2 separate regions of the Homo sapiens genome follow, and region 2 is linked to region 1. Evidence: read pairs that join two places in POLR2A ChIA-PET (ENCODE). Cell type or tissue: HepG2. All regions are shown on one strand.

Region 1 (2,500 bases):
GGATATCAAGCTATGGCGGTGTTTTTTTTCCTGAGGAAGTATGACAGGAGGGCTGGATGGGAGGGCCAGTGGAGGATGGACAACTGGTCTCTCAAAGAGTGTCTGGAGGGACACTGGCAGAGCCGAGCTTCCTTTCTCCTGCTTTGCAGGCCGCCCAGGGAAGGGCTAGGGACCTTTCAGTTCAGTGGGGCCTGAGATGACACCACCTCTGTACCCAACCTTGTGCCAGGAGCTGACACACAGTCCCCTCCCCTGAGGAGGTCACGGTATGGAGAGGGGGAGATGGGCAGGCAAACACTCACAGGACAGCATGAGCCATGCAGTGCCAGGGGCCATGGGGTTGAAGTGGAAGGAGAGGGACCCAGACTAAGGAGATGAGTGAGGAGTGAGAGGAAGAGAGGAGAAAGGGCATTCCTGGTAGAGCACAGCAGGATCAAATGCACGGAGGGGAGAGGTGGTGTGGCACGTGCTGGCCAACAGCAGTTCTGGGTTGCAGTAACATAAAGTGAAAGGAGAGGTGGCAATAGTGAGGGTTGGAACACGAGGGTGTCCCTCCTCCATGACATTCTGATTGCTGCAGGACATGGTGAAGGGGACAGATTCAAGCTGGGACCAAAAAACACTCTCCCAGGCAACTGTCCAGCTGTAAGGAAGTGAGTGCTCCACCCTGGGAGGTGTGTAAGCTGAGGGTCGAAGAGCACTTGTCAGGCCTGTGAGGGGTATTCAGACATCCTATGGGGAACTGCTGTGTCTGGGTGGAACCAGAGATTCTGCCTGCTTTAGCAGCCTTTACCAGCTGCTCCTCTTTGGAGGCTGTTAGAACGCAGGACGTCAGAAATGAAAGTGCCCCAGGTCTTCAGCTGGACAGCTCAGCTCTGCCATGAACAGCGCAAAGATGGTTACAAATTCCGAGAGGAGCAACCCTGCTGAGGCTAACAGAACTTGCCCTGTGTCACGCTGGCAGAAAGGGGCAGAGCTGGGCTCAAGCCCAGGCATGGCACGGGGTGCATCCATGTCAAGGCCCAGATCCAGGCAATGGCCATGCAGGCTGATTCCAGGTCAGCACAGGACAGAGCCTGTGATGGGTTCTGTGAACTGCAGGAGGCAGTGCTCAGCCAGGGATCTCCATGGCCATGTCAGTCACTCTTTACAACATCCAGAGGCTCCTTTTTTAGAATCACAACACCCCAGGACTCCTGGGAGCTCCCTGTTGGCAGGGACAGGGCCCCACGCCTCCTGAGCCTCAGTGCTACTTGGAGCTGAATTTGGCTCTTGGGGTTTTGCCACAGCGTCCCAGTTGCATCCTCAGAGGCCACCAAGCACTTCTGCCCCTCGACCCCAGTGGCTCTACTGTCTCCTGTGTGGGAGTCCTGTTCTTAGAGGACTTCGAGCTCTGAGGGGCCAGGGACCCTGAAATAATGGTGGCAACACAAGAGCTCACATTTACGGAATGACTGTGCAAGGCCAGGCCCTGAGTGCTAGTGAGCTGGATCTCAGGCTCATCTGCAGAGTGGGAGGCCGCAGGCTGAGAGAAGTGAAGCAACTGATCTGCCCAAGGCGACTTCTGATCAGGAGAACGCAGGGTTTCTAACTCACACAGTCTGGGTCCAAGCCCATGCTTTTAATCTACACTTTCTTCTCTTCTTGCCTTTCTCACACTGTCCAGGAAGAATGTTGAGCTCCCTGCCAGATTTGTACATTCTCCTTCACTGATGGAGCAGCCCTGGGATCTGTCCTGGGGTGTGGGCACTCTGTTCTTCTAGACTCTCCTCTGTTTCGGAGGGTGAGGGCTGGCTCCAGCTAGGGACAAGCCAGGAGGGGATGTTCCTCTGGCTGGCTGGATGTTCTGGCCTGAAGCAGCAACGGCGACTCTGGCCAAGGATTGCAGCCCTTCACAGGAATGCCAGTTGCCAGATGCATGCGTGGTGGGGTGGCAGGACCCTTTGAAGCACCGTTGGAAATTCTGAAACACTTCAGATGCTGTGGCCTCAAGCTCCAGCTTGGGGAGGGTGGCAGACCAGGGCGCTTGCCAGTGAGAGAGGATAGCAGCTGTTATTTTTGTTTGTTCATTTGTTTTGTTTTTTTTTAGAGATGAGGGTCTCACTCTGTCACCCAGGCTGGAGTGCAGCCTTGGCTCACTGCAGCCTTGACATCTGGGCTCAAGCAACCCTTCCACCTTAGCCTCTTGAGTATCTGGGACTATAGGCATGCATCACCATGACTATGACTGGCAAATTTTTTTATTTTTGTAGAAATGGGGTCTTGGGATATTGCCCAGGCTGGTCTCAAACTCCTGGCTTCAGGTGATTCTCCTGCCTCAGCCTCCCAAAGTGCTGGGACTACAAATGTGAGCCACTGTGACTGGCCTGCCTCTTGTTTCCAAGGTGAAAAAGGCCCTATATGGACGATGGCCGCTCTTCTGTGCCCAGCTATGAGCTCTGAAGGGCTGCCATTCTGACGCCACCAAGTGAAGAACCATGATGGGGAAGGAGGTTGGTGT
Region 2 (2,500 bases), 130 kb after region 1:
GCCCTGGGCAGGCAGTCCAGATAGGCCAGGAACCCCGGAAACCCTTAGAAAGTGAGTCTGAAATGCTGGGTGCTGAAGTCCAGGATGCTCCACTGAGATTCTAGCCTATCTTTCCTGCCACAGTGAATATCCATTCCCTCATATCTGCGGATGGGTGGGCGTCAGGCAGCAGGCTGAGAGGCTATTACCTCTGTCACTCATGGGACACTCCTCCCAAGTTCTAATGGGCTAGAAACCAGAGTTCTTGGCCAGGTGCAGTGGCTCACGCCTGTAATCCCAACACTCTGAGAGGCCAAGGTGGGAGGATTGCTTGAGCCCAGGAGTTTGAGACTAGCCTGGGCAATATAGTAAGGCCTTGTGTCTATAAAAAATAAAATAAAAAAAAAAAGCCAAGCATGGTGGCATGTGCCATGTGCCTGTGGTCCCAGCTACTTGGGAGGCTGAGGTGGGAGGATCCCTTGAGTCCAGGAGTTTGAGGCTGTAGTGAGCTATGATTGCACCACTGCACTTCAGCATAGGTGACAGAGTGAGACACTGTCTCAAAAAAGAAAAGAAAAAAAAAAGAGCAAGAGAAACTAGTGTTCTCACCTCCCTCTTGTCTTTTCCTGAACAAATACTCCCGGATTCTTTATGATCTATGACATGCATGTTGGCCCGCAGGCGTGTGCTGCTGGGGAAGGGCTTTAGACTCAGGTTGGCTGGGTTTGGTTGGTTGTTTTCATGAAGAAGTGCTCTTTCCCATTACAAAGCCTCTTAACATGTGCTGTCCTGTCTCATTCTTGCAACAGTTATTATTCCCATTTTGCATTTGGAAGAGCTGAAGGTCAGAATAAAGTAATCTAGCAGTCAGAGGTGCTACCTGGATTTAGAAAAGAAAGCCTCCTATGTACTCTGCTTTTAAGGCCCAGTCAGAACATCACCTTCACTCTACAGCCTGCTGTGGTTCCTTGAAGTGCCCTGAGTGGACCTGAGACCCTGGCAGTACCACACTGCATGGAAGGCAAGGGTTCACCTGTCTGTCTCCGTGGCTGGGCTGTGAATGCTTTATGTGTCTGCATAGCCAGCTCCTTTCTGGCAGTCCTGCACATGGCAACTGTGCTACAACTGTGTAGCAAGTAGATGAATAGGAAAACATTAGCCACCATATTTGGAGAACAGACTGTCTGTCAACAATGGTGACACAGAGAATGTGACCCACCCTCCGAGTTACATGCTATTAGCCACATTTTACAGAGAAGAGAACAGGCTCAGAGGGACCTGTCCAAGATCACATAGCTAGTACGCAGCACGGCAGAATCTGAATCCATGTCTATCTGATTCCAAACACAGTGGCCTTCACTGCTCTCCTGCCCATAAAGAAATTCTTGTTGAGTTTATGAATACCCCCTCCCTCCTTCTCTTCCTTTCCTCCAACTCAGGCAAGCAGGGGTAGAGGAGACCACGTGGAACTGTGCACCCAGATAATAATCAGGAAGCCTGGCCATAAGCCAAGACGGGGACGGAAAGAAAGGACTCCAAGCTCTTCCTGCCCAGCCAGACTCATACCATTCTATGCCTCCATGCAGACTGGGGAAAATCAGCGACCAAGGTCCAGAGTCAGGGCTAGAGGTAAACATATCCAAGAACTCGATCTGAGCCACAGTCTGGGCTGTGGTTCCTTCTGCCTAGGCTGACCAAAAGCCAAGGGATTTGGGAAGCTCAGCTCTAAGTGGCCCCAGAAAACCACATCAGGAGCTAACAGATGTTCCTTCCTCCTCTCTCACCTGGACAATCCTTGCTCATTCTTACAGGCCCTGTTGGGATGTCACTCCTCTGAGGTGTCTCCTTGGAGCTTAGTCACTCCCTCTTGGGCTCCCGCGGTCCGCCAAGCTGCCTACTGTACAATCATTGTGTGTTGTGGTCATCTGCTTTATTATAGGTCTCCCCAGTTCGTGCAGGCAGAGTGCTCTGTGCTTGTTAAATGAGTAAAGGAATAAATGGGTCAGTGAATAAGTGAATGAATAGACAATTATCTGAACAAATGAAAAGGGAAGTAAATAAATGTACAGATGGGAAAATAAAAGAGAGTGAATGGAGTAAGTGGTGGCTGGCTGGGCCAGTGAATGAACTGCATGCGCTCAGCCCTCCCCATGGTGAGCTATCCAAGGAGACTGAAACATCTCTTAGCCATAGAGGGCTCCAGAAATCTAAGGGGAGCCAAACAGCAAAGTCTATCTTAAAAGCTGCCTGGAGCTGTAGTACTATCCCTGTTGGGGGTAACAGGAAGCAGAGAGGAGCTTCCTGCCTTCAAATCTCTCCAAGGGAAGCTGGAAAAAGCAGCTCCGCTGCTGGTTGGGTTCCACCTTATCTGCTGGCTGACTGTGGGGAAATCAGCACCTCTTTATGGACTTTGGTCTCCCCATCTGTAAAATGAGAGGATTGGACTGGACTAGACAGTTTGTGAGGACCATCTAGTGGAGCAATGCACAGGGCAAGAGTTCTAAGGAGGACATCACTCAAG

Evidence for each region. Peaks named below come from ENCODE experiments on the same cell type or tissue, not always from the same donor. Only the 100,000 strongest peaks of a DNase experiment are listed, where the experiment ranks them.
Region 2: POLR2A ChIA-PET joins it to region 1 with 11 read pairs; 1 of 35 experiments calls an interaction of 5 or more read pairs at or near these places.

Annotation. Positions count from the first base shown.
Region 1 is chr1:47,784,638-47,787,137 of GRCh38, forward strand. The region is part of intron 4 of TRABD2B (TraB domain containing 2B); the gene reads right to left. Among named protein-coding and RNA genes, the nearest start is that of LINC01738, 97 kb to the left of the region's middle. RefSeq lists an enhancer at 1,282-1,782. In HepG2, a CTCF peak has its summit at 1,096 (motif pointing right); a DNase peak (open chromatin) is centred at 1,094.
Region 2 is chr1:47,917,193-47,919,692 of GRCh38, forward strand. The region is part of intron 2 of TRABD2B (TraB domain containing 2B); the gene reads right to left. Among named protein-coding and RNA genes, the nearest start is that of TRABD2B, 79 kb to the right of the region's middle. In HepG2, a CTCF peak has its summit at 2,449; DNase peaks (open chromatin) are centred at 1,179, 1,499 and 2,399; H3K4me3 peaks cover 832 bases.